2 separate regions of the Mus musculus genome follow, and region 2 is linked to region 1. Evidence: chromatin loops called from intact Hi-C (ENCODE). Cell type or tissue: gastrocnemius. All regions are shown on one strand. Each heading gives the region's core, and the rest is flanking DNA. Links, peaks and the distances in the headings are about the cores only.

Region 1 (11,959 bases), core at 2,499-10,498:
AAGAGGGAAAGGGAGAAAGAGAGGGAGAAGGGGAGGGAGAGAGAGAGGTTAGTTTGGAAAAAGACCTCCCTCCACTGACTCCTGAAGGATTGGAAGAGCCTCATCTGCCTGGACAGGGGTAGGGCCATCCTTGGGAAACCTGGCCCAGCTGAAAGCCCTTGGCTCAACATGAGCCTAATGGATCCTGTCCTGGTACCTCTGCAGAGAAGGGCACAGCTCATGCCCTCCGCCAGCTCTCCAAGGAGCTCATGGGGCCGTGGAACAAGAATGAGATCAGTACTGCGGATGCCATCTTTGTCCAGCGGGACCTAGAGCTGGTCCAGGGCTTCATGCCCCACTTCTTCAAGCTCTTCCAGACTATGGTGAAACAGGTGGACTTCTCAGAAGTGGAAAGAGCCAGATTTATCATCAATGACTGGGTGGAAAGGCATACCAAAGGTAAGCCCCTGGGAAAGCAAGCCAGTCCCAAGGGAAAGGAGCAGAGAAGGGGAATTCGGTGTCAAATTCACACATCCCCAGCTCTCCCTTTCAGCTTTGTCTTTGGGGATAAAAGGCAAATGCTTCAAGAAGCAAAGCAAAATAGCTGATGTTTGTGCTTTTCCTTCCTGTTGTGGTGCTGAGGACTGGAGCCAGGAACTCATGAATGCTGGGTAATCCACTCTCCCACTGAGCCACACCCCCAGCCCCTCACTGGGGGATTCTAAGCAGGGGCTCTACCACTGAGCCACGCCCCCAGCCCCTCCCTGGGGGATTCTAGGCAAGAGTTCTACCATCTAGCCACGCCCCCAGCCCCTCCCCTGGGTATTCTAGGCAGGGGCTCTACCACTGAACCACGCCCCCAGCTCCCCATTCTAGGCACATACTCTGCCACTGAACTAAAACCACACAGAGCTGGGTATAATGGCTCATATCTGTAGGAAGATCATGAGTTTGAGGTTAGCCTGAACTACATAGCAAGATCCTGCCTCCGCACACCAGCAAAGGAAAAAAAAAAAAAGACTACAGAGACAAAAAACTAACCAATTCAAGCCAATTACTGCACAATAGCTACCCCACAAAACAAACAAAACAAAATAAAGCCTAACCAAATCCCAGCAAGGTGGCTCCTTGGGTATTGGCTCTTCCTGTGGAGCCCCGTGACCTGGATTTGATTCCTGGAAGCCAGAAAAATGTGGAAGGAGAGAATCAATTCAACATAAGCTGCCCACATACCTCATACCTCCCGACCCCCACAATAGTAATAACTTTTAAAATAAATAAACAAAACCAAAATCACCATGAAAGGGTACCACTGTCAGTAAGAACAACAGGAGCTGTAACACAGGTGTACACGGGCCTCCAAGACTATAGCTTAGGGGGCAAGAGAAGAGGTCAAATGAGCAAAGATGGAGCTTTTTAACTCTGATACTAAAATGGATCCCAGAGCCAAGAAAACCATGGTGAAGCCAGGGTGGTGGCTCATGCCTGTCTTCCCAGCTCTTGGGAAGCTGAGGCAGGAGGATTACCATGAATTCAAGGTCAGCCTAGGCTGCAAAGTGAGCTTTGGACTAGGCTGGACTATAAAGAGGGGGTGGGGGAAGAAAGAAGGGTGGGAAGGAGGGGGATAGGGAATGAAAGAGAGGAAAGGAGAGGGGGAGGGAGGGAGGAAGAGAGGGAGGAAGAATAGTGAACTGAAAGACATCCTTAGAGTCTTAGACCTAATTGTTCCACTTAACTGCCACAGCTCTTTGTGTCCCTTCAACATCATCCATTTGAGAACTGGGAACAGAAGGGAGACATCTAAGATGCTTACAGTCCATTTCACTTCTTGGTCTCCTTGCCTCCCCTTAGGTATGATCAGTGACTTACTGGCCAAGGGGGCTGTAGACGAGCTGACACGCCTGGTGCTGGTGAATGCCCTCTACTTCAGTGGCCAATGGAAGACTCCTTTCTTAGAGGCCAGCACCCACCAGCGCCTCTTCCACAAGTCTGATGGCAGCACCGTCTCTGTGCCCATGATGGCTCAGAGCAACAAGTTCAACTACAGTGAGTCCAAATATCCCCAGGTTCCATGTCTCATAACTACTGACCCTGGGCAACATTCACAGTGTCCCTCTCAGAGGGAGGATGGTGGCAGAGGAGGTGGACACACCCAAGTTATTACAAAGACTTACCAAGTAGTATTGGGAGATACTGAGATCATTCAAGTCAGGGGTCGGGGAGGAATCAGTTTCTCTCATGCTAGATGAAGCTGAAATTTAGATAATCTCCCAGGCCCACATCTGCCCGATGGACCCTTGAGCCCATCTCTTCTCTGAAGATCTTCTATAGTGTGGTTACCTGGGGCCAAGGAGCCCAGCTAGGGGGAAGGCTGTGTGGGAGTTGGGTGAGCATGGGAATGAGATAGTGGCTGGAGTCAGAAAATAACAAAGATGGAGAGGGAGAAAATAGGCAGGAAGGGTGGGGGTGTGGCTTAGGGACAATACTCACCCAGCATTAGTAAAGCCTTGGGGTCCATGCTCAGCTCGTAAACCAGGTATGGTGGAGGGTGAGTTCAAGGTCACCTTCAGTGACATAGTTTAAAAAAGAGGAGAGGAAGACATTTGAATGGGATGTGGAATGGGTGAAGGACCTCCAAAACTCCAGTGGAGAGCATGGCCTTCTGGAAGGAGAAAAGGGGAGAGAAGCAGGAAAGGAACCTGTGGGCGTTGGAGCCTTTTCCAAGGCTCCATCTTGATCTTCCCAGCTGAGTTCACCACCCCCGATGGGCTCGAGTATGACGTTGTGGAACTGCCCTACCAGGGCGACACCCTCAGCATGTTCATCGCTGCACCCTTTGAGAAAGATGTGCACCTCTCCGCCCTCACCAACATCTTGGATGCTGAACTCATCAGACAATGGAAGGGCAACATGACCAGGCTGCCCCGCCTCCTCATCCTGCCTAAGTAAGCCATCCCATTCACCAATGCCCCAATCCCGACATCCACCACCCCTCCTCCTAAAGCCACTGTCCCCTTGCGGAGTTTCCCAGATGGGTAATGCCCACAGGGAAGGGACATGTGTGGGTGGCTGATGGGAAACCTCCTAGTCTGGATTTGATTATGGCTTCTGAGTCCATCATCTTTCTGCCTGTTTCTACTGCTGGAGAGGAGAGAGGGTTTTTTTTTTTTTTTTTTAATAAAATACGTCCCCATATAGACCATGCACAGAATGCTCAGTAAGAGTCAACCAAAGTGAATCATAGTGGCACAAGCCTGTAACCCTAGTGTTAGACAGGCTGAGACAGAATAGTGAGTTCAAGACCAGCTTTGGCTATGGGGGCAAGATTGCTGGCTTACTTTGTAGAGTGCTCGGCTAGCATGCATGAAGCCCCAGGTTCAAACCCACTGCTACATAGACCAATGCGTGGTGGTACAAACTTGCAATCCTAACACTTGAAAGGCTAGCACAAAGGATAATGAGTTCAAGGCCAACCTGGGCTATATACAGCAAGACCCTATCTCATAAGGGGAGGGGGCCGTCAGGGAAAGTGGTGGAGATATAGTCCAGTTGGCAGGGTTATTACTTCACGTGCACAGAGAGCTAAACTGAATCTCCAGCACCTCAGAAATGGTGGTGCACAGCTACAATCCCCGATCCCATCCCTAGGGGGCGGATCGGGAGTTCAAGGTCTTCCTTGTTCTCCTGGATCACACAAGACCCCATCTTTAAATAAACAAAAAAGATGAGACCAAAGAAGAGCTAGAGAAAGAAGTGGGTGTCAGGCCCGAATCGTTCCACACCCATTTGTAAAAGCCTCCCATCTCACCCCCCCATCTTCCCTCATCCACAAACAATGAAAGGCATCGATTCCCAGAGGCAGAGGAGACTTCCAAACACAGATTTCATTTTCTTTTTTTTTCTTTTCCCCTAATCCTTCTGCAGAATCAAAAGGGGTAGAGAGGGCTGTGGTTGGGTAATTCCAGAATTACAGGGAAGCTCCCAGCCCAGGTTTCCCCCCTAAACTCCCAGATGCTAAGATGCCAGGCTTGGAGACAGAGGGGGATCAGGTTGCTTTAGATGCCGACCTTCTGCTGCTGTCTTTCTCCCTCATCAAGATGGAGATAATGAGTCATGCCCTGGTGGGAAGCAGAGGGGGAGCCCAAAGTCTCATTCTATGTGCGCTCAAAAACAGCCTGCAGACCACAGTTAGCTCCAACACCCTATCGAGGGAGAATGTGAACCTGTCCCCCTCCTGCCGTCAAACCGAATACAATTATGTTAAAACTACTGTCTTATTTGAGGAAAGCCATTAGTCACGGATTTGAGGGGGTGGAAAGATTGAACAATGTTCATTAATATTAGAAGTTTCTGGCAAGGAGGAAAAATAGGCCAGACCTTCTAGCCAAATGAAGTTTCAAAGACTTCTACTGCCGTACTAGATGATGGAGGCAGGGGGATCAGAAGCTCAAGGTCAGGGCTGGGGATATAGTTGCGCTGGTGGAATGCTTGCCCGACTTGTTCAAAGCTCTGGGTTTTAACCCCAGCGCTACATAAACCATGCGTGGTGGCGCACACCTCTAAATTCTAGCACTCAGGAGGTAGAGGCAGGAGAATCAGGCGTTCAGGATCAGCTTTGGATACATAATGAGTTTGGGGCCAGCCTGGGCTACATGAGATCCAATTTCAAGACAAAACAAAAAGCCAGACTCTTTCCTCCATGCTCGTGTCAGTGTCTACCCTGTCCCACTGTCCTAGAAGATATCCTAAAGGTCCTGGAAGAACAGCATGTGGGAACCAAACTAACACTTGTGCCTGTTCCTGCCCACAGGTTCTCTCTGGAGACTGAAGTGGACCTCAGAGGGCCCCTGGAGAAGTTGGGCATGCCTGACATGTTTAGTGCAACCCTGGCCGACTTCACAAGTCTTTCCGGTGAGAAACGATCACCCTCGTTTTCTTGCTTCTTTGGGTCAGAGTTTCCCCACGAAGGATAGAGTGGAGGCTAATCTGTCTTTTGGGTCCTGCTCACAAGTCTTTCCGGTGAGAAACGATCACCCTCGTTTTCTTGCTTCCGTGGGTCAGAGTTTCCCCACGGAGGATAGAGTGGAGGCTAATCTGTCTTTTGGGTCCTGCTCACAAGTCTTTCCGGTGAGAAACGATCACCCTCGTTTTCTTGCTTCCGTGGGTCAGAGTTTCCCCACGGAGGATAGAGTGGAGGCTAATCTGTCTTTTGGGTCCTGCTCACAAGTCTTTCCGGTGAGAAACGATCACCCTCGTTTTCTTGCTTCCGTGGGTCGGAGTTTCCCCACGGAGGATAGAGTGGAGGCTAATCTGTCTTTTGGGTCCTGCTCTGTTACAGACCAAGAGCAGCTCTCTGTAGCACAGGCACTGCAAAAGGTCAGGATCGAGGTAAACGAGAGCGGCACAGTGGCGTCTTCCTCCACAGGTGAGTGTGGCTCTCTGCCTGTGTTCGCCCACCTCCTGGGATGGCAATCACCCCACAGGAAAGCTAGTGTGAGCCCAGTAGTCATCCTTTCCCGAACCCGTTCCTCAGTGTGAAAAAAACGGATTCACTTCCCCTGGGACCCTGCTGCCTCATCTGGCTCCTGAAGGGCCAGTGTGTGACAAGGACCCCCCCAAACAAGCCTGAGGTGTAATCACAGTGGGAGTGAACTTAAAGGATGTGCCATGAGCCCTAAATATGTTTGTGACTAATAGGATCCTGGGGCTCAGAGGAAGTTTGGAAACTTTAGGGCCAATATTCAGAGTACAAAGAAAGGAAGCCAAACATAGTGGCACATGCCTCAGGAGGCTGAGGCAGAAGGATGCAGGTTCAAAAAAGCGAGGCCCTGTCCTGAAAAACCAAGGACTGGGAAATGTAGCTTGATGGTAGAACCTTTATCTAAAATCCCCCAGTGAGGGGCTGGGGGGCGTGGCTCAGTGGTAGAGCCCCTGCTTAGAATCCCCCAGTGAGGGGCTGGGGGGCGTGGCTCAGTGGTAGAGCCCCTGCCTAGAATCCCCCAGTGAGGGGCTGGTGGCTCAGCCATAGCACTCTTGCTCTGGCATGCAGGAGGTTCTGGGTTCCATACCCCATTACTAGTTTCTTTTAAGCCACCTAAAAATCATTCCCCAGTGCTGATATCAGATAGACTGGTGTCACTAGATCTCTTGGGAATCACTCCAATGATAACATCCCCCAAACCTAACATATTGTCCCTTTTCTTTCAGCCTTTGTCATCTCAGCCCGCATGGCCCCCACGGAGATGGTTATAGACCGATCCTTTCTCTTTGTGGTTCGGCACAACCCGACAGGTGAGCAGACCCCTATAACATCCTCCTGTCCTCACACTGTTTTTCAAAAATCATTATGTACCTGCCCACCACGTAGACGTTTTCTTGAGCCCCTAGGGACTCTGCAAAAATTCTGGCACTCAGTTCCATTCCTTCCCTAGCACTCTGTCACAGCCCACGCAGTGCCAGGACCCCAGTCCTAACTTAGTCCCTGGGCAGCTGTGACTCCTGGTAGCTCACTCACCTCCTTAGATCCCCATTCTCAACTGGCACGATTGTTCTGCCCGCAGAGACAATCCTCTTCATGGGCCAAGTGATGGAGCCTTGACAGTGGGAAGAGACGCCTTCATTTGGGACGAAACTGGAGATGTTATAAGCAGAAACTCTGAAGAAAAGGATTATTTAAAGGACTCTATGGGGAGAAAGAGAAGGCAACTCCTCCTTACCCCCCACACTGGTAATCTTTCCAACCAGCATCCCAGACCTCGGACTCTTGAAGGGAAAAGAGTCTAACTCCCTCCTCCCTAGGGATTCCTACCCCACAAAGGTCTCATGGACCATAGAACTCACAGTACCTGGATCTGCCCAGCATGCCCTTTGGACCCAGTTCCCACCGAGGCCCCAGCAGAGTGGAGGGCACAACACTTTCATTCAGCAAAATCGTTTGTGTTCCAGTCACACTGTGGGCACCTCTTGCATCGCCTGCCATTGCTGTGGAGGGTGGCCATGGGCCAAAGGAAAAAGCACTGTCCTATCTCAAGGTCCACTGTGGAAATGTCCACCTTGCCCACCTCCAAGGGGCAACGGATAGACAGATCAAATGGTGGCCCAATAGCGAGCCTTCTCCCTGCTCCCTCCCTTGACACAGCTTGCTTATGTTATTTCAGAGTGTAGGTGACTTGTTTACACAGCTTTTTTCGACCCACAAACTTTTTTCATTTGGAAAGGGTGTAAGAAAAGTCGGACGTGTGTGTGCCTGGCTCTTCGTCCCCAGTCTCCCAGTGGGGGGGCCCTGGGGAGATTCCAGGGGTGTGATTGAATATTTATCTCTTGCTCTTGTATGTTTGTTGGGGAGAAGAAGCACTTTTAAGGAAAATGCTTCTTATTTAAACCGTGGCATACGGCATCCCATTTGGGGTCTGCATCCCTGTATGTCAGGGGTGCATCACTCCACAAACCTGCCCCTCTGGGTAGCCTCGTGATGGGGCTCACACTGCCGCCTAGTGGCAGCCGAACACACCCTTACCCGGTCCCTCCCTCCCTCCCCCCCCCCCCCCCCCCCCCCCGTGGCTCTTTTCCTTAGGGACCTTGCCAAGGTGATGCTTGGCAACCCACGTTAAAGGAAGGGGGGAAAAAAGATTAGATGGAAGAGAGAGAGATTTGAGAGAGGGCAAAGTGGTTTCAAATTTTTCCAAGGCATTCAGAAGCAGAGAGGGAAAAGGGGCTGTGTGACCTAACAGGACAGAACTTTCTCCAATTACTGGGTGAGTCAGAGCTGCACTGGTGACTCACTTCAATGTGTCATTTCCGGCTGCTGTATGTGAGCAGTGGACACGTGGGGGGGCGGGGGGGGGATGAAAGAGACAGCAGCTCCTGGTCAACCACCTTAGTTAGATAATCTTTTTTGAAAGCTTCCTAGCTGGAGGTATGATCAGAAAACCAATTTACTGAAAAACTGCACAAGAAGGTACCGTGAATGTAATTTCCTAGCAGGCCACTCTGCATCTGTTATGTCTCCACCGGAAAAAAAATAATCATGTTGGTGTTTTTGCTTTTCTCTCTCTCCCTCTTTCTCTCTGATTTTTTTTTCCTCTCTTTTCATTATGCACTGGACAGCCACACACCGTGTACCCATAGGGCCCCAAATGTGGGGTCACATGGTCTTGAATTTTGTTGGTTACATATGCCTTTTTGTTGTTGTTTGTCTTCACTTTTGATATATAAACAGGTAAATATGTTTTTTAAAAAATACTAAATATAGAGAATATGCAAACAAAATTGGTTGCTTGTTGCCTTCTGTGTCTTCTCAAGGAAGTAAAACAGGAGTGTGGGCTGGTAAAGTGGCTCAGTGGGTAGAACACGTGCCACCGGAAACCGATGACCTGAGTTCAAACACTCTGAATCCCGCATGATGGGAGGAGAGAACCGGTCCCTGAAAGCTGTCCTCTGACCTCCACACACAAAACATGGCACATGCTCCCCCACTCCCACACACAGATAATAATAATGAAATAAAGGTGAGGGGCAGGCAAGATGGCTCAGATGGTAATAAGCACTTACTGAGAAAGTCTATTGATGACCTTAGTTCGATTCCCAGAAACCACACAATGGAAGGGAAGAACCAATGGGGGTTGTCCTCTGACTTGCATACATACATGATGGGGACACACATACACACACACACACACACACACACAATGTAAATAAGCTGGAGGTGGTAGCCTTGCCTTTAATCCCAGCACTTGGGAGGCAGAGGCAGGCAGGTCTCTGAGTTTGAGGCCAGCCTCGTCTACAGACTGTATTCCAGGATAGCCAGGGCTACACAGAGAAACCCTGTCTCAGAAAAACAGGCAAACAAAAATAAATGTAAATTTTAAAACATTGCTGAACAACGGGTGTGGTGGGGACACACCTGTATGCTAGCTAACACTTGGGAGGCAGAGGCAGGAGGGTCACCAGTTCTAGGTCAGTTTGGCCTCAGGTATAAACTGGTCTCCAGAACAAACAAAAGCAATAACAGCAGATTTCTGGCAGTGGTAGGGATTCCGGCGAGCCACATCCACAGGTCCAAGCCTGTGGGAAAATCCATGAGACAGTCACCATGGCACTGTAATCTGTCTCCAGGACAAGTTGTGCAGGGCTTGATTCTCTCCCAGAAGGCATCCTATAAAGGGAAAAGAATGGGATGCGGACATGGCTCGGCTGGAGGAAGGTGCCCAGCATGCAGGAAGCTCTATAAGTAATCCTTGACACTTCGTCAAACCGGGCATGGTGACACATGCCTGTCATTCCAGCTCTTGGGAGATAGAGGCAAAGAGTAGGAAATGCAAGACCATCTTGGGCCAACCTGGGCTACACATGACCTTGCCTCCAGGAAGACAGAAGGAGGAAAAGGAAGAAGGAGAGATTGGGGTGGGAGGTAGGATTGGGGGTACTCAACTTTAATCCCAGCACTTGAGAAACAGAGGCAGGTGGATATCTATCTGTGAGTTCAAAGCTAGCCTGGTTTATACAGGGTACTTCAGGCCAGCTAGAGAGACAGACCCCGGCAAGAAAAAAGGAGACAGTGGGGGGTTGACAGGGAGAAAGGGAAGGAAGAAAGTGAGGAATGTGCCTGTACCCAGAACGTGTTGAAGGTTGGGAGTTGGATACCAGAATGACCTTCTCGGTGACATTGTGTCTCATAAGCAGGAGAGCCAGGCTTGGTGGTGCACACCTATAAGCCCAGTATTTGGGATAGAGGCAGGAAGATCAAAGAGCTCAAACTCATTCTCTGCTACATAGTGAGTTCAAGATGAGATCAGGAGCCGGGCGGTGGTGGCGCACGCCTTTAATCCCAGCACTTGGGCGGCAGAGGCAGGTGTATTTCTGAGTTCGAGGCCAGCCTGGTCTACAAAGTGAGATCCAGGACAGCCAGAGCTATACAAGAGAAACCCTGTCTCGAAAAACCAAAAAAAAAAAAAAAAAAAAAAAAAGATGAGACCGGGATGTGTAAAAACAAGGAGGAAGAGGAGGAGGAAGAGGAGGAGGAAGAGGCAAGGGGTGGGGGTGGGGGAGAGACAGATCCAGATCCAGCAAACACCTCCCCCCCCACACACCCGAGGGCCTAATTAATTGCTGTCTACCTCTGGATTCTCACATCTATTCCTCTATCATCCCCTTCCCTCCATCGGGTTCCCTTACCCACCCCTCTTTATCCCTAGTCTCCATTTCTCCAGCTCCAGGCCAGGTTGCACCTCCTTCTCTTGTGAACCTGGCTGATGGGATCACTTTCTACACGACTCCAATTAGGCTGTGCTTTTCAGGCCTGTAACAATGGTTGCTTTCATGTGCTCAGCTCCATCTAGACATGGATGGTGCCCAGGAAATGAGGCTTTTTTGTTGCATATACACTTTCTATAGCTACCTTTAAAGGCCTTCCTGGAAAGTCTTTTTTTTTTTTTTTCCCCAAACCTCTAGTTTGGGGCTTGGGAGATTACTTAAGAGCATCAAGCACTCTAAGCAAGAGTTCTCTAGGCAGAATAGAATCAGCCAGTAAGGGGCTATAGCAGTGTCTTGGTGGTAGGTAAAATATGGCCAGTGAGGAGGCTGGGAGCATGGCTCAGTGGTAGAGCCCCTGCCTAGAATCCCCCAGGGAGGGGCCGGGGGCGTGGCTCAGTGGTAGAGCACCTGCCTAGAATCCCCCAGGGAGGGGCTGGGGGCGTGGCTCAGTGGTAGAGCCCCTGCCTAGAATCCCCCCAGGGAGGGGCTGGGGGCGTGGCTCAGTGGTAGAGCCCCTGCCTAGAATCCCCCAGAGAGGGGCTGGGGATGTGGCTCAGTGGTAGAGCCCCTGCCTAGAATCCTCCAGGGAGGGGCTGGGGGCGTGGCTCAGTGGTAGAGCCCCTGCCTAGAATCCTCCAGTGAGGGGCTGGGGGCGTGGCTCAGTGATAGAATATTTGCATAACATGGTTAAGGCCCTGGGCTCAATCCCTCCCCAGCACATAATAGAAAAAACAAACAAATGATAAAATAAAAAGGGCAAAAAATAAAAGCATAGACACCACTGGGTTAGCCTAGCCTAGAGATTCAAGCAAGAGAGGTCTATAGTGAGGTTGCAGCCCAAAGTTCAGCTGAGGGCAGGCAAGAGGGCTCAATGGGGAAAGGCATTTACTGCCAAACATGAGTTCCATTTCCATGACTGGCACAGGTGGAGAGAACACTAATTCCTGAAAATCATCTTCTGACCTCCATATGTGAACCATAGCACATTCATATCTGCATGCATGAACACACATCACACATCTCTCTCTCTCTCTCTCTCTCTCACACACACACACACACACACACACACACACACACACACACACACACACACACATGCACACAAAGTAAATAAATGTAGAAGAGGAAGAGAACAACTGTCACCTGGCACTGGTTTCCATCCTGCGTCACTCTCTTGTACAAATTCCCTTTGGGTTCACTGGTGGGTAGCTGGGGTGGTGAAGACAACCATCTAAGAATTCAAGGACACTCAGACCCGGATACAATCTTCTGCCCTGAAAATGTGAGCATTTCTAGGCCTCGGGCTGATGGCTGAATAGTGACCCATTTATAATAAGAGATTTTTCTTTTAAAAACTTACAAGGAACTCTACACACACACACACACACACACACACACACACACACACACAAAGCTTAAAAAAAGCAAGACTCGTGAGCCCTAATTCTCCAATATACAGTTCAAAAATGGCCTTACATGCTGAGAAAGCTCAAGAAAAAAGGATTCTTCAAACGGTCCGCTCACTGCAGAGGAGAATCAAGCAAGGCGCTGCCCCACTTAGTGGGTTCTTGGTTATTCTCAGATACAGTCAAGATAAAGACAGTGAGGGACCTCAGCGACCCCGCAGCGACCCCCCAGCGGGCAGCCTGCCTGCCCTCTTTGACTTCTGCATGGCCTCCTTTCCTTGGCTTTTCAAACTTTTCCTTCTTTTCTCTATTTCTTTAGAGAT
Region 2 (11,959 bases), core at 1,888-9,887, 49 kb before region 1:
ACCCCCTTCTTTATTTGTAAATGAGATTGTTGGGAGTGCTGTGGTAGTCAAGCTGACACGGTAAAACTATGGCTCACAAGGCTTGCACAAGGGATTAAAATGTACTTTATAGCACAAGGGTCTGCTATGGCCCCTGAAAATCACAGGCAGGCTGGGAGAGCAGGCTGCACTGGATCTTTTTGGTTTTTGGTTTTGGTTTTGGGTTTTTTTTTTGTTTGGTTGGTTTTTTGGTTTTTTTTTTTTTTTTTTTTTTTTTGGTTTTGGTTTTGGTTTTGGTTTTTGGTTTTTCCAAACAGGGTTTCTCTGTGTAGCCCTGGCTGTCCTGGAACTCACTCTGTAGATCAGGCTGGCCTCGAACTCAGAAATTCGCCTGCCTCTGCCTCCTGAGTGCTGGGATTAAAGGCGTGTGCGACCACGCCCGGCTGGATCTTATTTTTTAAGCCTCAAGCCTGGTCCATTGCTATCTTAACACGTTTTAAACGTTTAACTTGATTATGAACATGTGTGTGGGGGGGGGGCACACAAGCTCCATGGGCTGGATGTGGAGTTTGGGAACAGCTTGTGGAGTCAATCCCCTCCTGCCAGGTGGGTTCTGGGAACTGACGCTGGTCCTCAGGTTTGGTGGCAGGCACCGTTATTCGCTGAGCCATCTTGCCATCAGAGCTATTTTAATGCTGTTATTTGGAATCTCTCAAGTCGGCAACCTTCACAGCAAAGGAATTCACTCTGCTGGAATTCCTGCTTTTCCGCTGGCAAGAGGTGTTACCAGGCTTGAGAGCGAGGGACTCTGGTGTCCCCTGTTCCAAAGCCCACATCCTTTTCTGTTTGTTGAAACAAGGTCTCACATGTCTCAGGCTGGCTGGAACTCGCTATATGTTGAAGATGACCTCAAACTCCAGATCTTCCAGCCTCTGCCTCCCAAGTGCTGGGGTTATGCCTAGTTTATTAGGTGCTGTGGGTGTAATCCAGGGCCTCGGGCATACCAGGCGAGCTTTCTACCACTGTAAGCCATTGAGCCATATGGGGGTGAGTCCACCCCAGTGCAACCTTAATCTCTCTTGTCTTTCTGTGCTGTCTGGTTTTTCCAGGCCTTCCCCTTGGAATTGTACTTTTTTTTCTAGGCTAAAAAAAAAAAAAAAAAAAAAAAAATTTCCAAAGATGGAGGTGGTGGTACACACCTGAAATACCAACACTCAAGAGGCTGGGGCAGAAGGATCTTGAAGCTAGCCTGGGCTAAATAACGAGACTTTGTCTAAATATATACATAAGAAAAAAAAAACACCCAAAGTACATTTTTTTTTCTGAATATGTTGCTTTTACACCAGCATGAAGCAAAAATTTGGGGGAGAGAATAAAAGGGTAGGGAGATCGACAAGGTGAACCATGTTAGGTCTGCTACCACCCCAATGACTTCCTGTCCTCATTTTGATTGACTACCTGGTTTGTGGCATCCAACAATGTTAGTCAATTCCTCCCTCTACAACGTCTGTTGTCTTCCACGGTTCACACGGTCCCCTGTGATTCTTTCAAGCTTCACAGGCCTTAAACTTGCCAAGTATCTGAGGCTAGCTAGCATGGAACCTCTGGTCTTCCTGCCTCCAGCTCCCAGCGCAGGGATTACAGCTGTGGCCCACCACCGAAGGCTGAGGATTTCGGATGTCATTTCTCTGTCCCTGCACACCTGTTGCTCTCAGAACGCTCTTGCCCCGGGAAAGCCCCCAAATGCTCCGAGACCTCCTCAAACACATCTCTAGACAGCCTCCTCCAGAAAGACTGCGCTAAGCTCTGGAAATGTTCTTATCTGGGGCTCACAGCTTCAACGGTTAGCAAAGGACCCACGAGGAGCCTCGCCCACTGGCCCAATCGCTCATCTGTCATTCCTTGCCACACATAAACATCCTGACCCGATAAACATGCTCAGAGAATAGATTCTGGGGCAGTGTCTTGTTTGCAACACACACACAAGCTGACAGCTTGAGCCTGGGGCTACCAGTCGCCCTAACCTGTAGCCCCCAGACCTTCCTGCTGGAGTCGGGTCTGGCCTTATTGCCCCGGCCAGAGGGGAGGGAGGGTTCCAGGGTGGAGTGGTGAGGAAGGCGGGGCTTGCGCCCCAGAGTAGTTGTCCCGGGCCGGGGACGGAAGTTGCACCACCACAGTACGATTACTTTCAGTTTTGTTTCTCTTGCAGGTAGTCAACTGCTGGCGGTAGCGGGATTTCGGGGCTCCCCGGTCCTGCTGGGAGAGTCCAGGATCAGCTGTGGCTGGGTAAGGAGAGCCCGGGAAGGCGGATGGGGTTAAGAGCCAGCACCCAGAAAGACTAGCCTGGGGGGAGGGGAGGGAGGAAAGGGGAAGTGAGAAAGCCCGGGAGAGGGAAAGGAAGGGAGGGGAGAGAGGGCAGAGGGGACCTGAGAAGCTTGGGAGGACAAGCTTGGAGCCAGGCCCTGTCCCTCAGCCTCCCACCTCCCACCTTGTGTCCTGAATCCTACACTCACTGAGTGTAGACAACCGCACCCCCACCCCCCACTCCGAGTTTGTTTGTTTTTTTTTCCTCCCAACACTGGGGAAAAAGAAAAGTGATCGCTCTCATTCTCTCTCTCAAGGCTAGATCTCTCTGTAGGGCAAGCTCAACCAGAACTCACTATTGTAGCCCCAGGCTGTCCTGAAACTCACTTTTAAACCCAGGCTAGCCTCAAATTTGTGGCAAGCTTCCTGTCTCGGGCTCCAGCTTTCTTTATTAAGTCGCCACCGTGCTGGGGACTTACAGTACCTTCCCTCCAGGGGATTCTAGAATGAGTTTGGTAGGAATGGTAAAATTAGAGGACTCCAGGAGTCAGGCCAGATCTACATGACCCCCAGGTCCAGGAAAAGGAAGGAGATGAACTTTTTCTCCCTGAGCCTTCATCTTGATCTGTTGTTATTTTCAAAGCTAGATGGGGCAGGAAGTAGGGCCCCTTCCACCCTCCCAGGACACCCTCCCAGACAGATGGATGGACAAAGACTGCGGGACCCTGTCCAACATCGAAAAGCACAGTGCTCGCATGCCCCTGACCTGTGTGTCCTTCCTGGCTGCCCCTTGAGTCCTAGCACCCACTGATAACAGGACCCATGGCAAGGTGAACGTGGTGGTGCTTGCCTGTGATGTGAGCACGCAGGAGACTGAGGCAGGAGGAGCACAAGCTTGGAGCTAGACCCAGGAGCAGGGCTGCCTAGCTCACAAGAAGCCCTAGGTTGCTTCTCCAGTGCTACATAAACTTCCCAGGGCTCCGGAAGTGGAGGCAGGAAGTTCAGAAGGTCAAGGTCATCCTGGGCTACTTGGCCAAGTTTGAGGCCAGCCTGGGCTACATGAGACGGGAAGGGCTTGGGCTACACCTACCTTTGGCCCTTGACCTGGTATGTTACTAATTAGAGTATTCTATCTCTGAGGCCTGGGGGCTACCTGGTCTCATCTTTCCCACAGGCTCAGCACTTCCTACAGCCGGTCGCATGTTTACGTTTGGTGAGTGTCTGTAAAGAGAACAAAGTGGAAGAAAAAAACCCTTCCCCTGGTATCTAGTGCCTCCCACAAGCCAGAACGTACCAAACATCCAGGTGAGTGTGGACACCAGGAAAGAGTAGGGGAGGGGCTAGGATGAAGTGTGTTTGTGGGGCGGGGGAAGACAGGACCAAGCTAGGGACTTGGCCCAGGTATCTCTGACTTCTGCCCCTTCCCTTATAGCATGAACTCCAAAGACTCCTCCCCAACTCTGCTGGAAGCTCTGAGCAGCGATTTCCTAGCCTGTAAAATCTGCCTGGAGCAGTTACACACACCCAAGACTCTGCCATGCCTACATACCTATTGCCAGGACTGTCTGGCACAACTGGACATCGGTGGTCAGGTCCGCTGCCCCGAGTGTCGGGAGATTGTGCCTGTACCCGCCGAAGGGGTGGCCGCCTTTAAGACCAACTTCTTTGTCAATGGGCTCTTGGATCTTGTCAAGGCCAGAGCTCCCGGAGACGTCCATTCAGGGAAGCCAACTTGCGCTCTGTGCCCTCTGGTGGGAGGCAAGAGCTCTGGGGGACCCGCCACAGCCAGGTGCCTGGACTGTGCCGACGACTTATGCCAGGCCTGTGCCGATGGGCATCGCTGCTCCCGGCAGACCCATAAGCACCGTGTCGTTGACTTGGTGGGTTACAGAGCCGGGTGGTATGATGAAGAGGCTCGAGAGCGCCAGGCGTCCCAGTGTCCCCAGCACCCAGGGGAAGCCCTCTGCTTCCTCTGTCAACCTTGTTCTCAGTTGCTCTGCAAGGATTGCCGCCTGGGTCCCCATATCGATCACCCCTGCTTGCCCCTAGCGGAAGCAGTGCGTTCCAGGAAGCCAGGCCTTGAGGAGTTATTGGCAGGTGTGGACAGCAATCTGGTGGAGCTAGAAGCCACTCGGGTGGCAGAAAAGGAAGCCCTGGCCTTGCTTCGGGAGCAGGCAGCCAGTGTGGGGACTCAGGTGGAGGAGGCAGCTGAACGAATCCTCAAGTCCCTGCTGGCCCAGAAGCAGGAAGTGCTGGGACAACTCCGGGCCCTTGTGGAGGCTGCTGAGGAGGCTACCAGGGAGAGGTTGACCAAAATAGAGCGCCAGGAGCAGGTGGCCAAGGCGGCGGCTGCCTTTGCCCGTCGAGTGCTCAGCTTGGGTCTAGAGGCCGAGATCCTTTCGCTGGAGGGAGCAATCACACAGCGCCTGCGCCAGCTTCAGGATGCTCCCTGGACGTCTGGGCCCACCCGCTGTGTGCTGCCCCAGCTAGAGCTCCATCCCGGGCTCGAGGACAAGAACTGCCACCTGCTCCGACTCATCTTTGAGGAGCCTAAACAATCCCCGAAGGACAGCGGGAAGGGTGGGGCTGGTACCCAAGGAGGGGATGAAGCTCAAGGCCAAGGGGACGATAGAACCAAGATAGGGAAGCAGGGTGGAGCCCAGCCCCTGACTCCCAAAGAAGGCAAAGACCAGAACCCCCAAGAAGATGATGGGGTCTTCATCGAAAGGGGTAACAGGCCTAACAAGAAGAAGAAGTGCAAAGGCAGAGGCAAGTCTGTTTCTCGGGAGCCCAGCCCCATCCTGAGGCCAAACCTAGAAGGTTCCGGCCTCCTCCCTCGGCCTGTGTTTTCCTGGAGTTTCCCCACGAGGATGCCCGGGGACAAGCGCTCCCCTCGCATCACTGGACTCTGTCCCTACGGCCCCCAGGAAATCTTGGTGGCAGATGAGCAGAACAGGGTCTTGAAACGCTTCTCCCTCAATGGGGACTACAAAGGCACAGTGCAGGTCCCCGAGGGCTGTTCCCCGTGCAGCGTGGCTGCCCTGCAGAATGCAGTGGCTTTCTCTGCCAATGCAAAACTCTATCTTGTCAGTCCTGACGGAGAAATTCAGTGGCGCAGGTCCCTGAGCCTCACCCAGTCCAGCCACGCCGTGGCCGCAATGCCATGTGGAGACCGAGTAGCTGTCAGTGTGGCAGGCCATGTGGAGGTATACAAGAAAGATGGCAGCCTGGCTACCCGCTTTATCCCTGGAGGCAAGGCTAGCCGGGGCCAGCGGGCACTGGTGTTCCTAACCACCAGCCCCCAGGGCAATTTTGTAGGGTCAGATTGGCAGCAGAATAGCGTGGTTTTCTGTGATGGGTTAGGTCAGGTGATCTGGGAATACAAGGGCCCTGGGTTACATGGCTGCCAGCCAGGTTCTGTGTCTGTGGATAAGAAGGGCTACATATTTCTGACCCTTCGAGAGGTAAACAAGGTGGTGATACTGGATCCCAAGGGGTCACTTCTTGGTGACTTCCTAACAGCATACCATGGCCTGGAAAAGCCCCGGGTAACCACCATGGTAGACGGCAAGTACTTGGTGGTGTCACTTAGCAATGGGACCATCCATGTCTTTAGGGTCAGGTTTCCTGACAGCTAAAGCGGCTTTTGGCTGGGGTGGGGGGCAGGTGGGGAGGGAGGGAGGGAGGGAGGGAAGGAAAAAGGGAGGGAGGGAGGGAGGGAGGGAGGGAGGGAGGGAGGGCATAATAGAAGCAGAGCCACCTATAGGATGAGTTGGCCAAGGGCATTTTCCCAACTAGCAAAATGCTTGTTCCTTTTGTGATGTACAGGGATAGAAGCTACTAAGAGTAGTGTTGGCTGGCAATAGCTTTGAGCACACAGCAGATGCCAGCAGTCAACCAAACTGCTTGCTTTGGAACAATTCCTGCAGCTAAGGCTGCTGCTGTAGTTTTAGGTGTTTTGAGATTTAGAAGCCTGATTCTTGATTTGTATTCTTCAGAACCATTCCTGGGATGGGGTCAGGACTCCTCTGTAAAGCACTTGCCTAGAACTCACCAATGAGAGACTCAGTAGTAGAGTGCCTGCTAGGTTCTACCAGTGAGGAGTCTGGGCATGGCTCACTGTAGAGGGCTTGTCTAGAATGCACCAATGAGGGTGGGGGCGTGGCTCAGTGGTAGAGCCCCTGCCTAGAATCCCCCAATGAGGGGCTGGGGGCGTGGCTCAGTGGTAGAGCCCCTGCCTAGAATCCCCCAATGAGGGGCTGGGGGCGTGGCTCAGTGGTAGAGCCCCTGCCTAGAATCCCCCAGGGAGGGGTTGGGGGCGTGGCTTGGTCTTAGAAGACTTGGCTAGCCTGCTGAAAGTCCTGAAGTCAATTCCCAGGCATATCTTCCTTCCTAAAAAACAAAAGAAAACAAAACAAAACCTTGGAGCAGGTGAAAGAGAATCCTAAGGGAGATAACATAAGTCATCCTCCAAGCAAAGGAAGACCAAGTATACGTCAAGATATGTTAGGCATGCTGGAAAGAAGGTGAGAACTGGCCATTCTCAAGGGGAACATGGGGTCAGAGGAGGCCAGAGATCTCAGAACAACAATAGCATTGCCAATCCATCGGAGTAGAAACTCCCTCAATGAAGTATGGGGTCAGAGGTCAGGGGTCAGAGAGTGCAGGCACAAGCAGAAGTGGAGGTATGAGATCAAATCCAGATGCAGCATCACACACACTCACACACACCTGTTATCCCAGCACTTGGGAAGCTGAGGCAGGAGGATTATATGTTTGAGCCCAGCCTGGGCTATACGCAGAGACTGTTAAAAAAAAAAAAAAAAGCTGGACTCTCTCCCAACTCTCAGGCACCAGCTTCTGTCCCACAGAGACTCCATCTTTGGCCGCATGTTCAAGTGGTTCAGCAAAGATGCCCAACGTTAAGAGGGAGTCGAACTCTTCCAGATGGTGGTTGAAAGGTGTCAGCATCCACACTCGTGGGTCCTGTCCAGAGGGCAGGGTTGCCTCGGCAGTGACCGTCCTTGAGTGTTTCACCAAGTGCATGGACTACACGCCATCCTCCCTTCGGTACCCACAAACCAGACATCTCTCGAGTTTTCAGAAGGCATCGAAGCCCTCAGAAGCCATGATGATAAGATCCACGTGGTGCTGATTAAGGCTTGCCAGCCAGAGACACAGCAGATGATGGGGGAGGGATGCTTATAGTTGTTGGTGAAGCCCACGGACACCCACCCCCAAGGTGATCAAAGTCTGCATCAACTGGTTCTAGTCGGACCAGAAGTTCTTGAAGATGGGAGCAGAACCTTTTCAGAGACACTAGTCTTCACGAAGCTCAGTGAGCTGAGGAGTAGCCAGGCTGGCCGGGGTCCCCTCACAAAGAAGATGTCCAGTGTCTGCAGGAGACAGGGTCAGAAGTGTTGGTGAACAGGGTATGTCAGCGTATGGCAAAGGAATATCCTGCTGACTTCCTGGGCCTGCAGGAAATGCAGGGATTCTTGGGTCTCTAGGATATCAGCGAGACTCGGGCGTTTAAGTCCGAGATGCCAGACGGACATTGTGAATGAAGTGTTGGCCAATGGCATCACCTGGCTGATGATAAGAGTGGGTCTGAAGGACTCCCTGACATCCTTGCAGGCTACGAAGGCTGGAGATCTCGATGGCACTGTTTGGGCGTGACTGCGATGAGGGGCGTGGACGACGTTGAGTGGGTGCTTGGCAGGGGCAAGATCACAAGGTCGTCACACACTCCAGCCCCTTCCCCACCATCAACAGGAAGATCACAGGTGCGGACACCAAGAAAGAAATGGCAATTCAGCCTGCCTAACATGCCGCTGGCCCGTAACCGCTTCATTCAGGTAAAGCTGGAGGACCGCGAGCTGCCCACTGACCTGCCCCCACTCCTCACCCCACCTTCTCAGCAGAGACACACATGATCCACCCCCCACCCTGAGCCGCTGGCTCTTCCCTCCCACCATCGCTGCACCTGCCCAGGTGGGCGGGGCCTGGGGCGGAGATTAGGGAGGTCCAACGTCTCCATGATTTCAAGGTCCATAAAGATTAGCCATGTTCCCTTAGCTCTAAAATAAGAGAAACACCATGTATCTTTTAAGGCCATTATGGGCCCAACGGAAAGGCATTAGTGATGCTTGGATGAATGGTGGGATTTAATACGCAAAAAATGGATATCTGTAATATATAATCTTAGAGGCAAATCACAAAACCACTAAACAGATAGTTAGCCAATCTGAAGTTAAATAGGATTTAACTTTTAAATAGGATGTGACATTTAAACAGATTATGAAATCTCTATAAGACTTTTCTTATGCTTTCTGTTTCCTGGAATCTTGTTTATTTATGCTTTTTGTTAGCTATCTTGGCAAAATCCCTTTTCAGAAATGTTAGCCTTTATGTGAATGAAGTGATGTGATTTCATCTGTGACAGGAGGGGTCTGGGGAGGCGCTGAAGCCCAAAGGCCAGCATGGGAGAATCTGGGAAGTCAGCAGTGATGGATGGGGGACCTAAGGCGGGAGGAGGCATAAAACTCTGGAGATACGCTTGGAGGTGAGTCGCAGTCACCTCAGTGTTTTTAATCTGTGGCAGCGTCTTTGGATGAAGACGGTAGGGGTGGCTTTGGAGGGTGTGTTTAGCCAGGGGGCTATGGAGAAATGAGGCTGAAGAGACATTTAAGGTAGGGATTATTATGACACAGTGTGTGTGTGAGACACAGGGGCCTTTGGAATAAAGTCCAGATGGAAGTTTAAGGATAGAGAAGGGACATCTTTTTCTGGACAGAATTCCCTGTTTGTAGAAACCAATGTAGGGAATCACCAATGTCCAGATTTGATTACATATAAAATTTAAAAGCTAGATATGGAGGTGCAAGCCTGGTATAATCCCCAGGACTCAGTTGGTGAGAGCAGAATTGTGAGTTCAAGGCCAGCCTAGGCTCCATAGTGAGCCCCTTCAAGTGGGGCTCTGGCTCTCAGTTGGTAGAGTGCTTGCCTGGCATAACCGACCCCTGGGTTCGATCCCCAGCACTGAATAAAAACAGGTATAGCACATACCTACAGTCCTGGCAGTCAGTCGGAATGGGAGACTCACAAGTCCATGGTTATCCTTGGCTAACCTAGCAAATTCCAAACCAGCCAAGGCTACGTGAGACCTTGGCTAAAACAAAACCAACAAAACTGCTCTTAAAAAAGCAAATGAACAACAACAACAAAAATGAATGAATAAATAAATAAATAAATAAATAAATAAGCTAACATAAAAATATATACACAGCAAAGCATAAGGGAAGACATGAGGGCCAGTAAGATTACAAACAACAGAGAATTTTGATTTGATGAGGAAAAGCTGAAATACCAGTTAAAAAAAAGGACACCTATCTGGACAAAGAAGAAAATAGTTTAGATACCCAGGGGAAGTATCTATGAGCAAGGACTTATAAAATGAAAAAGAATTCATCAAATAAAACCACTGGCATACGCCAAAGATAAAAGTTACAGATGTGTTCTGAAGAAACATGTAGATTCCTGGCACTATGAAATAATGCCTCCCAGAGAGTCATTTAGCAATATTTGCCACAGGAGGATTTTTTTATTTATTTATTTTTTTTTTGGGATGATTGTAAAACTATGTTAATCTCAGCCTGCCTAGAATTCCCCAGTGAGTGGCTCACTGGTAGAGTGCTTACTTGATATTTGTTCCGTCTCTAGCACTGGGGCGGGGGCAGGGGGCGAGGATGTCATCCCCCTTTGGGGAATGCATTCTGGGAAGATAATTCAGTAGCAGAAAAACATTTGCAGAGAGACCTTTACAGCTGCTTCATTAACTGGAAACCCCTCCGTGGTGAGGCAGCGGCTGAATAGATTGTGGTTTGATAGAATGAACGTCTGTGGATCACAACTATGAAAAGTATTTGGAAGAAAAGTATGTGATGTAGTCATAAGAGAGAGCACAGGGCTGGGGAGACAGCTCAGTGGCTAAGAACGCTTGCTATCCAGTCTCGAGGACCTGAGTTCAAATCCCCAACACCCATATAAAAAGCCAGGTGTGGCCACGTGTACCAGAGCTATAAGGGTAGGGGGCAGAGTCTGAGATCTGTTTACTGCCAGGCTTACAGGTTCATCGAGAGACCCTGACTCCAAGTAATAGGAGAGTAACAGCATGGACCCTTGGTGTCCTGTGGACCTTGTGCAGGTGCGCACACGTGCACTCATGCATGCACGCACAAGGAAAGACTGACCGGGCAGATTCTGATTGCGTAATGTGAGCCACTGGTGGGACTGTGTCCAAATAGTTGCCAGGCAGACAATGGATTCCCAATCTGTAAATAGTCAATGATTTGTTTCGGAGGTTACATCTTTTTGAGTTATTTTGGGCTGGTACTCACATCTGTACATTTCCATTTCAGTTAGTATTATATGCTTGAAGACTTCTATAAATAATATTTAAGAATAACTAACTAGTTGGCCAGATGTGATAGTGCACACTGGTAACTCTAGCACATAGAGTGAGGCAGGAGGATTGCTATTTTGGGACCGGGTGGTCTCCACAGATGATGGGATGGCTATGAAGTTCTGAGCATTCTCGAAAGTCTTGAATCTCCTGACCAATCCAGACCAAGTAGTAGGGATAAAGAACCAAATGGGATCAGAGCAGTTGTATAAAGGGGCAGACAGTGTGTGTGTGTTGTCATTCTCTGTCTGCACAGGCAAGTGCTCATTAAACGTCTGTGAAGTGACTTAATGTGTAGAGAGGGCTCTGACACTCAGTATGCCACAACCTTAAGCCAGCCAAACTGCAGAAATCTTGACTTGTGGGAAGTCTCCAGCAGGGGGCACTATTGTGCCTCTCAAGATAGACTTCAAAAGCAGAGAGAGAGAGATGATTGAGGTGTCCGCCTTCCTTTTGGGAAAGGAGGCGTAAGAGACAAGACTGTAGGGGCTTCTTGCCGGTATTTTGTGTAGCAGCAAAGATGCAGAGGTTCTCGGGAACCTGTATTGGGAGTGCACGTGTGGTGTGTGTGTGTGTTTGTGTGTGTGTGTGTGTGTGTGTGTGTGGTATTTCAGTGAGAGATCTTCAGAAATGAAGCCAGGCATGGTAGTGTAGGCTGCAGTCCCAGCAAAGTTGGGAGACTGAGGCAGGACGATAGCAGATTCAAGTCTTCCCTCAACAACTTAGGAAGACAATATTTTTTAAAAAAATAAAAAGAGGGTTTGAGCTGGTCGGGCACAGAGGGCTTGCTTAGGTTTCCCCAGTGAGGGGCTGGAGTATGACTCAGCGGTAGAGGTTTTGCCAACAGAAAGAGGGAGGAATCTCCTGATTCTGAAAGCGAATCCCCCAAATGCTAAAGAGACAGAGAACCAAGCGCTTCTTGGGGACCCTTGCAAGATGAAGGGAGATGCTAAACTCATAGCTTATATGCTCAATATTTGTATTACTTTCCAGAAGTTACACAAACAAGTCACTCAGCAAAACATACAAGTGACCACAGAAGCACAGGGAACCAATGGCCCCATGGCTAAGAGCCAGGGACATTCTCACAGCCAGCTGGGAATCAGCTGCTCTGACCGAGGACCAATTACCCTGACATTTCAGGAAAGTTTGTTGTTGTTGTTGTTGTTGTTGTTGTTTTAAAACCATGGCAAGAGTGGCCATATTTATCTT

The links. Hi-C counts contacts between places; a loop is a spot of excess contacts. Peaks named below come from ENCODE experiments on the same cell type or tissue, not always from the same donor. Only the 100,000 strongest peaks of a DNase experiment are listed, where the experiment ranks them.
Region 2: it touches region 1 in a loop (5-fold over the local background); 22 of 42 quality-filtered maps call a loop at or near these places.

Annotation. Positions count from the first base shown.
Region 1 is chr5:137,057,792-137,069,750 of GRCm38, reverse strand. Serpine1 (serine (or cysteine) peptidase inhibitor, clade E, member 1) reads left to right here. Exons shown (of 9, transcript NM_008871.2): 3 at 205-438; 4 at 1,831-2,025; 5 at 2,726-2,924; 6 at 4,790-4,890; 7 at 5,318-5,404; 8 at 6,187-6,270; 9 at 6,540-8,247. The coding sequence ends at 6,577. Among named protein-coding and RNA genes, the nearest start is that of Serpine1, 8.5 kb to the left of the region's middle. In gastrocnemius, for the core only: CTCF peaks have their summits at 3,651 and 7,457 (motif pointing left); a DNase peak (open chromatin) is centred at 7,448; H3K27ac peaks cover 691 bases.
Region 2 is chr5:137,106,418-137,118,376 of GRCm38, reverse strand. It overlaps Trim56 (tripartite motif-containing 56), which reads left to right and starts at 2,170. Exons shown (of 3, transcript NM_201373.4): 1 at 2,170-2,265; 2 at 3,424-3,588; 3 at 3,716-7,091. The coding sequence starts at 3,717. The coding sequence ends at 5,921. In gastrocnemius, for the core only: no CTCF peak of the experiment used is centred there; DNase peaks (open chromatin) are centred at 2,212 and 6,545; H3K4me3 peaks cover 1,455 bases; H3K27ac peaks cover 1,444 bases.